Linked DNA regions of Mus musculus: region 2 is linked to region 1. The links are chromatin contacts, found by Hi-C or POLR2A ChIA-PET in ENCODE. All regions are on one chromosome and are shown on one strand. Each heading gives the region's core, a stretch centred on a gene start or an enhancer-like site at or near the end of the contact. The rest is flanking DNA. Distances are from core to core; before and after follow the strand shown.

Evidence for each region. A loop is a pair of places that touch in the nucleus more often than their neighbours do. ChIA-PET counts read pairs that join two places held with the same protein, here RNA polymerase II (POLR2A).
Region 2: a loop to region 1 is called in a map of gastrocnemius, with 9 times the contacts of the local background. The contact joins the enhancer-like site here to the promoter of Fam13c in region 1. A Hi-C loop is called at or near these places in 8 of 37 maps with a recorded cell type or tissue (gastrocnemius, heart and left cerebral cortex). POLR2A ChIA-PET finds 5 or more read pairs at or near these places in 1 of 5 experiments (Patski).

Annotation. Positions count from the first base shown.
Region 1 is chr10:70,436,306-70,442,371 of GRCm38, reverse strand. It overlaps Fam13c (family with sequence similarity 13, member C), which reads right to left and starts at 1,462. Exons shown (of 14, transcript NM_024244.4): 1 at 1,297-1,462. The coding sequence starts at 1,358.
Region 2 is chr10:70,474,733-70,480,163 of GRCm38, reverse strand. Fam13c (family with sequence similarity 13, member C) reads right to left here. Exons shown (of 14, transcript NM_024244.4): 4 at 2,892-3,010. Among named protein-coding and RNA genes, the nearest start is that of Fam13c, 37 kb to the right of the region's middle. Within about 2 kb of position 2,263, at least 2 of the 3 ENCODE cell types and tissues checked have a DNase peak (open chromatin) inside an H3K27ac peak, as active enhancers do; they include gastrocnemius and left cerebral cortex, where a contact is called at or near this core.

The DNA of each region.
Region 1 (6,066 bases), core at 213-2,712:
GTCCAGGGTTCCAGTGGACAGGCCATAGTGAATCATTGAAAGTCAACCTGGTCCTTATTTTAAAGAGACCCCACTTAGATGAGCTCAAAGCGGGGTACTAAGTCAGTAGCAAACCAGACAAGCAAAAGTGCATGGGGAAGAGGCCCAGAAAGCACAGTGGAACCTCAGCCCTCCCTCTCCAAGTCTCTGCAACAGTGGCAGGATCTGAAAGCCAAAAGATGCTCTCGTCACTGTTCAGGTTTCTTTAGCAAACAGCTTCTAAGCCACTTGTAGCCTCTGTATGAAACTCACAATTCTCTTAAGTAGTGGGATACACAACTTTGCGCATGCACACACACACACAGCCTGCTGCAAAAAGCTTTTACCGAGTAGCTTTTACCAAAAGGTCCCAGAAGTAAACACTAATTTCCCTACGATAAAATGGAATACATATAGTTTATACTCCCAGCTATATGTGAATTGCATACAGTGCCAGCAAAATCTACTCCACGTTCACCTCTGATATATAGATTCTATTAAGAAAATACTAAGGAAGAGATGACCAAAATAAAAACAAAGCACTATCAATATCAACACACACACACACACACACACACACACACGCACACACACGGGCTGGCCTAGAGTAAAACATTATTTCCCTTCCCTCCACTATGAACTGTTATTAGGTTGTTAGTCAGGCAAGGCGTTTCTCTATAGTCACATTATTGTGGCCAGACGAGAAAAATCACAAAAAGGCATCTAGAAAAGTTTACCGCACTGTGTCTTAAAAATCTGTACACACGGAGAGGGAAGGTGAGTTTACCCTGTTTAAATATGCTGGAATTAAACTCCTGCTAGCTCACATCCGTCTATTTGGGGCAAATGTACACTGCGTGCACTCCATGAAAACTGACACTCATGTTGGCAAAATACAACCCAGCTTCCTTTCTGACATGTCACATAGATTTTTTTTTAAGCTAAGCTCCAAGATTGCATATTTTGGGCCACGGAGCCTCCCGCAGCAATCAAGCTAGGTTTATTACTCCCCCCACCCCCCGCTTCCGCTCCTCACTCCCTACCCCCGCGCACCCTCCACCCCGAGCTGCCAAAATACTGGCTGCAACCTGTGTGAGGTTTGTGGGCCCCGCCAGCCTCGCAGCCTCAGGATCCAGGAGACAATGCATCGCCTGGAAAGAGGGCTTGGGGACAGGGGTGGGGTGGGGTGGAGTGGGGTGGCAGCGGGAGGGGATACCTTCACCATAGTTGCTTCGGAGACAGGAATGCAAGTCGATTGTAAGGGCAAGAAGCACTTACTCAGTTACAGCGGCGCTGCCGAAGGAATTATCCTGAAGGCTGAAACAGAAACAAGAAAACATGAGCCAAGTGCGGCCGGGGAGCCGTCTCCCTAATTGCTCTCCCGGAGTTAGAGCACCCACACAAACATGGCATTGCCAGGCAAGTCTTAGGGCTCGCCCGGCACGCTCGCTCTACCTTGGGCTGCTGTCTGCACATGCTCCTGACGACACCCCCAGCAGGGGCCCAGCGGCACCGGCGAACCACAAAGCCCAGCAGCCCGCGAGGCTGCGGGGACGATGGGGCGGGGCGCGGCGGCGCGCGACCGGGGGCTTCAGCCTCAGGAACCTGGAGCTGCTCCGCGCAACCCTGGTAGGCAGCTAGGAGCTACAGAGAGTCCAAGCTGCTTGAGCCTGCCACCTCAGCCTCAGCTGGCAATACAGATTGCGTCGTCCCCCCCACCCCCCAGTGGATACAATGCCCGCCTCCCATGGCTTGTTACCTCCCCAGCCCCCACCCCACCCTAGGGATGCAAACGAGCAAAGATGCTTCTGTCGCTTTTCCTGAAAGCATGGAGAGATCGAGAAGGAGGAGAGGGATATGGATGCTGAGTTTTGATTTATTTTCACTGTGTGTTGGTTTTTATTGCCTAGAACAAAAGGGCTCCCAAGGGCGGGCTGCATCCCGACAGGTCCGTCTGCGCTCTTGTTATTTTACTCCGCTAGAGGAAGCGCCCAGCGCAGGACCACAGAGATGTGAATGAACCTATGCAGGCGAATGTAGAATGCTTTCCAGGCCTTCGCTGATGCCTAGGACACCGTGCCAGGCGGGGAGATGGACTCCTACCCCCACAGCAGCCCCGCACCTTCACAAAGGATGGAATGACAACTCACAAACGTTGTTCCCTTTGATGGAGTCTACTTTGTTGGGGGAAGGGAGGGCCGGTCAGCCCCACCCCCACCCCGCTTTATTCTTGCTTGGAGATGTTTACCCTGCCCCGTTCCCATTGTCCATGTTTCCTGACATGTTGACCTTGACTTGGAAAGACCTGCCTCTGAATTTTGAAATACGATCACAGACTTACGTGTTGAACTATACTATGCATGTGTTCTTAATCCTACTGTCCCATGGAACTAGGTTCTAGATGGCAACGTGAAGTCTAATCACAGGATATCTTCCTGTCCTCAGATCCAAAGACTGTCACTTTCCCAAACGCCCCTGCGCTCGAGGGCTGTGGTGCCCATTCTGGGTAGTTCAGTGTGAAGAAAGACCAGCCTTTTGATTGCGTAAACATCTCCAGTGATTCATCTAGAACAGAAGGAACAATGCTTTCACCTGAAAAACAGCAGTTGATATGAATATGCTGTGGACCAGTTGAAAATATAATGAACCCTCTGAGAGGCCCAACAAGCAGCTGAAAGAGTCAGATGCAGATACTAGCACCCAACCAATGGACAGAAGCGGGGGACCCCTGTGGATGAATTGGGGAAAAGCTGGAAGAAGCTGAGGAGGAGGGCAGCCCCATGGGAAGACCAGCAGTCTCAACTGACCTGGAACCCGGAGATCTCTCAGAAACTGAGCCACCAGCCAGGCGTCATACACCAGCTGATATGAGGCGGCCAACACATATACAGCAGAGGACTGCTGGGTCTGGCCTCAGAGAAGATGCACCTAACCCTTGAGAGACTTGAGGCCCTGGGGAGTGGGGAGGTCTGGTAAAGTGAGGGGAGGGGGTGGCGACATCCTCTTGGGGGCGGGGATGGAATGGTGAGCGGGGGCGGGGTGAATGGCAGACCAGAATAAAAATAAATAAATAAATAAATTTTTAAAAAATAAAAATAAAATAAAATGAAATAATAAACGTGCTCCACAAATCCAGAGATTCAATAATGCCCAGAGGGAGGAAAAGACTAGTTCTCCACAGCCCACAAACAGAAAGGATCCAGAAAAGCTTGTAAGAACTATTCATACAGAAGAAAGACAGTCAGTTCAGTATATTATGGCTAAAAGTTAAGAATACTCTAGATTAAAACCCTGATGGAAACCACTTGGGGTTTTTAAACACTCATCCAATTCTTGATCGTATCTTCATCTGTTTTTTTTTTTTTTTTTTTTTTTTTTTTTTTTTTTTGGTAAGAGGTTTTCAAGTGCCTTTTTAAAATGAGATGTCCTGTTCACCCTGGAATGAACAATACTGATGGATATCAGCAAAGGTTCCTTTGGAGCCTTCGGCTTATCTGAACAACAGTTTGGGAAAAGTTCAAAGGGAGAAGAGGAACATTGTCACAGAGATCTGTAAGGAAGCCAGAGTATTTCCCAGGCCAGCGACAGGGTCCAGACTTCTCTGTGGTTGTATGTAGCATGGCTAAAACATGGTTTTTTGGTTTTTTTTTTTTTGGGGGGGGGGGTTAAAGGAGAGGAGACGTTACAAATTCAAGGACAGCAAAGAAAGCTATTCTGTCTTTTCAACTCTGAGACTGCACCTAGGTAGGCAGAATGTTGTGCACAAGTGGAGAACAAAAGGGAAAAACAAAGGTACTGGGTAGTTGGGCTTCTCAAACTCCTTAAAGTAAAATGTAACTTAGGCTAAACAGACCGACCACCATCATGCCTACAAAGGGCTTCAGAGAAAACATCACCTGGCGTTGTTTGCTGAACTAATGATGCACATTCTTAACGATATCACAGATGCAGTCCCTGTTAACAGGAAGCCTTTGCTCTTAGGTATGCCAGTGTGTATAGAATGGACAGGGTGCGTGGTTTTCAATTCAATAAATAGAATAACTGGGGAAAAATAGGCTAGAATTTGAATGTAATTAGCTCACCTTCTTGTTAAAAGTTTCAGTTTTTCTGAAAGCAAACCATCTGAATTTCATACTTAGTTCTAATAGTTCCCTTTTCCTTCTTAATTTTTTCAGTATTCTTATCTATTTATTTTTATCTTATGTGCCTTGGTGTTTTGCCTTCGTGTATGTCTGTATGAGAGTGTCAGATCCCTTAGAAGTGGAGTTACAGACTAAGCTGCCATGTGGGTCCTGGGAATTGAACCCAGGTCCTCTGGAAGAGCAATCAGTGTCCTTAACCACTGAGCCATCTCTCCAGCCCAATTTTTTTTTTTTTAATCACCTTATGACTTGCTTTCCTCATTCTTAGGTAGAGATAGACTCTGTTACAGGGGTTATTCCAAAGATTAAATGACATTTTTGGAACTGAGAAGTTAAAATTGTTTTAAACAGTTAATAAATGCTAACGTTATCCTTGTTCTCATTATTGCTATAATAAGAAACATGTAAACATGGAGTTTGAAAGAGAAAAGATGACTACAAATGGATAACAGGTTTATAGACACTGCTGACTTTCTACGCCCAGGCTTTCATGCTGTTCCATGGCTTCTTAACGTCTCTGAAAATCATCACGTTTGACCAGATGCTCCACGGACAATGTTTGTGTATTCTCTTTGTAACTCAATTTAAAATGCTTGCACATCCCTGGAGGACCAGACAATTCTGAGAAATCACTTTCTGAGGGATGCTGGGGCATCGGGCCAGAATCTTTACAATGCCAGGAAGTCAACGGAGGCCTGCTCCATTGGCCTGGACACAGTGACTTGGTGCTTCCTGCCAGTCCTCCAGGGAATAGCCAGACCTCCTGGTGTATGCACAGAGGACTCTTGCCTCCCTGCAGAGATAATTTTCCACTAAAAAGATTAAATCCCTCTGCTTATATCTGTATCCTCTAACCCTTCCTCCCCGCCTAGTCTTTGACACCATAGCAAAAGGGGGCCTCATTTCTCTGAGTGGTTATTGTCTAAGCTATTGAGTGCTCAACAGACACAGGTAAAATTCTCTTTATGGGCTGGGTCACCTCCATCAAAGCACATATCTCTAAATTAATGTTTGTGTATACCCTGTCCACTTTGTCACACAGTCTCTCTCTGTTCTGCCTAACTTAAAGGGCACATTCAGTCCAGATAGGTGGGAAAATGAAGTATTAAATCTTACAGAGGATTCTGGATTTCGTGGTGTGAGAATTATCTTAAATAACATTTAAAACCAGTGTTGGGTGGAGATGTTGTATGAGGAGCAAAAGAGTAAGGATGACATCAAATAAAAACAAGCTGGAATAGATACCTGCTGTGGTGGTTTGAATATGCTTGGCCCATGTGGAGTGGCACTATGAGGAGGTGTGGCCTGGTTGGAGGAAGTGCGTCACTGTGGGGGAGGGGGATCTGAGGGCTTCTAGTGCTCAAGCTCCATCCAGCGCAGAAGAGACCCTCCCCCTGGCTGCCTGTACAAATCAGGCTTCTCCTGGCGGCCTTTGTATCAGGATGCAGAACTCTGGGTTCTTCCAGGACCGTGTCTGCCTGCATGCTACCATGCTTTCCACCATGATGACAATGAACTAAACCTCTGAAACTATAAGCCAGTCCTGATTAAATGTTTGCCTTTGTAAGAGTTGCCTTGGTCATGGCTTCACAGTAATGGAAACCCTAACAAGACACCTGAAAATATTTATAAAATTAATCGCATAAATGATGTATCCATAATACATTGGATGCTGAATGTGAGGCAAAGGTTATCAATTTGAGCTATTAAAATATTTTTCAAAGGTTCATCAAGATGGTTTTGTGAATTAAGACTCTTCTACTGAACGCAAGGACCCAGGTTAGATCCCGGAGATCTTTAAGGTAGAAGGAGTGAACCAGCTCCTACGGTAGTCTCCTGACCTCCATGAACATGCCATGGCATGCATGTGCCAGGCCTGCTTACATACACACCTATACACACACAC
Region 2 (5,431 bases), core at 1,014-3,513, 37 kb before region 1:
ATCGCCTTTTAAATGAGAAGAGGAGGAGGAAGAAGGGGGGAGGAAGAAGAGGGGAAAGATGAGAAGAGGGAGGAAGAAGATGGGAGGGAAAAGAGGAGGACGGAGGGAGGAGAAATAAGGAGGAGGAGGAAAAGAAAGAGGAGAATAAGGAAGAAGGAAGAGAAGGAAGAAGGAGGAGAAGGAGAAGGAAGAAGGAGGAGAAGGAGAAGGAGGAGGAGGAGGAGGACGCACATATGCCTGAGTCTAGCCATGTGTTGGGCTGATACAACTGGGCCTATTGTGATGAATGTGAGATACTGGACTCAAAGATATGTTCACCCAGAGATCTCATCTCACCTGGTCATCCCATTACATGATTCCTGTAATATTTTGAGGTTTTTAAAAGTTCCCTGAGACTGTCGCTGGGTAACAACACGATGGTTGTGCTCAATGACTCCATAGCTGAGTGCTGCCAGTCTAATCTAGCTGGGAAACCAACAGGACTAGTCCTAACTGGCATGACATCACTCATGACCTGTGACTTAGCACAAGACCCTGTGATTGCTAACAGCAGCACAGCGCACAGAATATTCTGGAATGCTACGAGCTCAGAAAGCTAGATCCTGTGGAAAGGAGAAAGTCAGGCACAGAGGCTTGGAGGATGGATGGCAGGGATCTCTGGAGAATTGCTAACCAGAAGGCGCTGAGGACTGCAGCAGGCTCACTGAATTAGGAAAGCTTACTGGTGACTCAACGCCTGGTTTTCCTCACAGTTAATAGTCTAGGAACTTTTCAAAGTCTTATATACATATACACAGGTGTATATCATGTTTTTTTTTTAAAGATTTAGTTTATTTATTTCATGTATATGAGTACACTGTCTTCAGACACACCAGAAGAGGGCATCGGATCTCACTACAGATAGTTGTGAGCCATCACGTGGTTGCTGGGAATTGAACACAAGACCTCTGGAAGAGCAGTCAATGGTCTTAACCACTGGTCCATCCATCTCTCCAGCCCATATCACGTTTTTTTTTTTTCAATCATCACCTTTGAGCACAACTCACCAACCCCAATAATTCAGAACTCCTGCTCTATCCGGTCTCTCCTGGAACCATCCAGGTCCATACTTTTTCTTAGCGGGTCATGCGCAAATGATCACCAAACACCCTCATCCTTTTTTCTGACCACAGTAAAATTCCCAGTTAACATCCCAACCACACATACAACATAACACGGTTTCCAGTTTGTTGAACTGGAGAAGCTTAGCTGGCTAATGCCATTTCCCCATTAGCCTCTGCTAAACGCCCACACCCAAAGGACCATACCCCATGTTCCATACACAAGCATGCATGCTTTAGCTTTGGGATTGGTTGGTTTTTTTTGTTTGTTCCGTGCTGTTCTGAAATATGCATGGGAATGGGCTGACCTTATTCTGGCTGAGAACAGCCTTCATCAGGCTGTTGGGGTGGGAGAACAGGCGAGCCGGTCACTGCACAACAGAGTCAAGCCCAGATGAAAAGAGGTCTGTTAGAGTAAAGCCTCAAACAGGAGGGACAGACTCCTCATCGGTGAGGAAATAACAGAGCGTACAACTGTGAGTTCCTGAGGTCAAACAATCTATAAAATAGGCAATGACCCAGAAGGAGGGTGCATCCCTGCAAGAAGCAACATGCAGCAGGAAGACTTACTTTGGGTCACTGTTTAAGGGACAAAGGTCATCATGGTGGGAAAAGCAGGGTGACAAGAACTTAAAACTGGTCGTTATGTTGCATGTGCAGTCAGAAAGCACAGAGAAAACAGAGAGCGGGGTGCAGGCTCTAAAGTCTTAAGACCTCCCCTTAGTGACCCACCTTCCTAGAGGTAACAAGGGTTCAACCATATAAACCTATGGGAGAAATTCCCCACTCCAACCACAGCAGAGTCAAATGGCGGCCATGACTCCACTTCAAAGAGTGGACCGTCCCTTTCAGGGTTCTATGCTCCTAAATTTAGTATGTTGGGCCCAGGCTGCGTTCTCTTTATGACTCAGACCGCACTGCCTTCAAAAACAAATTCCTAAAGGTCACGCTCAGAGGCAGAGCACTCCCCGTCCCCTGAGTGAAGGCTACTATGATCCAAGAGCAGGGTGCTACAAGACGGCTCACAGAACAAGCCGTTGAATCCTTCCTTCTGTTTATTTCCAGAAGAGACTTTCCGTAGACAGCTGCCATGCCAAGGTCCTGTCAGAGGGCCATGCCAACCTTCTGTAGGCAGCTTTCCACCCATATCCTGGCTCTGGATTCAGAGCTCTCTCTAAGGAGGTCTAGTGGGACTGAAGCCAGTCCTGGGCTGCTTCTGGACTGAGGTCACTCGACAACACATACGTCGACACAGACACTACACCTGTCCTGCCAGGATCACGCGCTGGAGGTGCTCACTCCAGCTCAGTTCTTTATTTGTGCCAGACCAGGCTAAGGGAACTTATTTAGCATCTCTCAGGCTCAGGTCCTCCATGCAACTGATCTCTGAGCCCATAGAGACCTACTGTGATCTCAGTCAAAAGCAACTGGCATGGTGTGGATTCGACCACCATCATTAAACGTCGGGATCGACAGAGATCACAAATGAGCACTGAATTTTCTCAGCCATAAAACAATGGGCTACACAAATTCTCCTCCACAAACAGACCTACCACCCTATCCTCCCTGAATCTCAGGACTTGCGATCTTCAAACAGAAGACGAGGACAGCCCTGAGCCTCTCTCTTTAATGCAATGGGCTTCTTCCCTTCAAGGCCCCTTTAAGTAGTTTCCCTGACTGTGAGGAAAGCCAATAAAGTCAGGAATCCTTGACTCACATGCTGATACAGGTCAGCACATCTAGGAAGCAAACTAGAGATGATGTGTAGCTTCTGAACAAAGGCTCACTCACCTTGGTTGAAGTCGCACCGTTTCCTGGCACCTGAAGATGCTGCTTTGTGGACTCTCATGAGCCGGTGTTCCTGCTCTGCCCTGGCACTCTGACTGGCTGGGTACCACATGCTCTGTCTCCTACAAGACAAAAAAAAGTAGTCATCCTACAGATGAGCTGTCTGAGGCAGTCATTTCCATGGCACTACCTCTGGGCTGGGCTCAGTTCAGGGCAAGAGGCAAGGAGACATTTCAATGACCAAATTTAATAGGTATTTTTTTTTCTCCCACTCAATTGATGACCTGAGATTATGGGGGGGGATACCACTTCCAAAAATAAAAGATTTTTTAGGCATTACAAATTATATAGTAGGGACAAGAGAGATGGCTCAACAGTTAAGAGTTTGTACTCTTCTTGCAGAGGATGTGAGTTCGGTTCCCAGCACCCATACTTGCAGCTCACGACTGTCTATAACTCCAGGCCCAGAGGGATCCCACCATTCTAGGTTCCAAAGGCAGCTGCACTCAAGTGTGCACACATGCACAGAGGCATAGTGTTAAAGAGTTAAAACATGCTTAGAGATTCCTGTGTTTTGGGAGTCCTTCGCCTACATGTAGGTATGCATCAGGTGCATGCTGGCTGGGTATCCAGAGAGAGGCCAGAAGAGGTATTGGATGCCCAGCACTAGAACTACAGATGGTTGGGCTGGAGAGCTGGCTCAGTGGTTAAGAGCACTGACTGCTCTTCCAGAGGTCCTGAGTTCAATTCCCAGCATCCACATGGTGGCGCACAACCATCTGTAATGGGATCCAATGCCCTCTTCTGGTGTATGTGAAGATAGCTACAGTGTACTCATATACTTAAAATAAGTAAATCTTAAAAAAAAAAAAATGCAGTCATGGACAGACCATTGTAGTCTGACTTTGGCTACTTTGTCGGTTTGTTCTTTCACCCTTTCAACCCCCTAAGAGAATTACAGATGATTGTGAATCACCATGTGGATGCTAAGAACCAAGCCCAGAGCCTCTAAAAAAGCAACAAGTGCTTTTAACTGCTGAGCCCAAATGAAATAGTTTTTTAAAGAACATTATAGAATACCTCATAATAATAGCTATAAATTTAACATATCAACACTTACAAGATATTCATTCTTATGGAAAATAATGTCTGAATACTCACAGACACAAACAGGTTGGGAGGAGCTAAACTAAAATCTTAATAATTCTCTGTGAAGATGTCATTTTTGCTACATTTAGGGTTCCATATAGATTTCCCAAATTTTCTATAACAGAGAAAAATGTTCTTTCTGTATGAAGAAATAACTTAAAGCGAGTCTGAACACTAAGGCACACTTGTCCCATGTACTCCAGTCCCATGTCTGCCTGCTCTCTCTCCACTGTATGTAATTATGCCCATCAGTTTACCCAGCATCCACACAGACCCCAATTCCCAAGTGCCCACGGTGTCATTGCCACTGATGTAAAAACCCTTCTGAGGGCTGAGCCGCAGTGAATAATACAAAAACATTCATGCTACAACTAACCCTGCCGAGAGAGAGAGAGAGAGAGAGAGAGAGAGAGAGAGAGAGAGAGAGAGACCTACCCAAGCTAGGACGATGGCCTTTTATGCAAAAGATGAATTCAAAAGGACTTTGAAATATATACCTGACATTTATACATTTTTTGATAGTTTTGCAGGGTATAGCATTCTTTTTTTTTAAGATTGATTGATTGATTGTTCGATTGATTGATTATGCATAAGTACACTGTAGCTGTCTTCAGACACTCCAGAAGAGGGAGTCATATCTTGTTACGGATGGTTGTGAGCCACCATGTGGTTGCTGGGATTTGAACTCCGGACCTTCGGAAGAGCAGTCAGGTGCTCTTACCCACTGAGCCATCTCACCAGCCCCATTTATACATTTTTAAGACTGTTCCCTTGACAGTAGACATTTCTGTTCACCTACTAAATTAGTAACAAGTACAGCTTGCAACTTAACAGGCCTCAAATCACTGAAATTATATAATTTCATATTAAGCTAAGAAAAACTGAATTATTTAAAGTGGCTTTCATTAAGAGAGACCATAAAGTCAATTCAGTGCTTAATTCAAAATAAAACTGGACCACTCCATGTTACTTGGCTGAGCTACAGAGCCCATACTTTAGTCCTAATCTCCCTAATCCAGATCCAGAGTTGGTCTCGACATCTTTCAACGATCCATTCGCCACCCGTGTGGGCTCAGCTGCACTGAAAGACACTAACAGCTGGCCTGCTGGTAGTAGAGGACAAGATTGATCGATCATATGTGGCTTCCATACTTGTTTTCCGTCTCTGCCCCATACGACGACTGAATAGGGGCTCTGAAGTGGGGAGAGAATTGTAAGAAAAAGTCTTCAGTGAACATCTCAGAGGAAATCGAGTGGGAAGTAAGAATTAGCTCCCTTGGGTATTTTGACAAAGAACTACTCCCAGTCTGGCTGCCTCTTTCCAGGAACTTACACCTTCCTGCCTCTTGCCCGCAGAGGCTCTTGGAATGGCGTCATTATGGAGCAGATGTGAA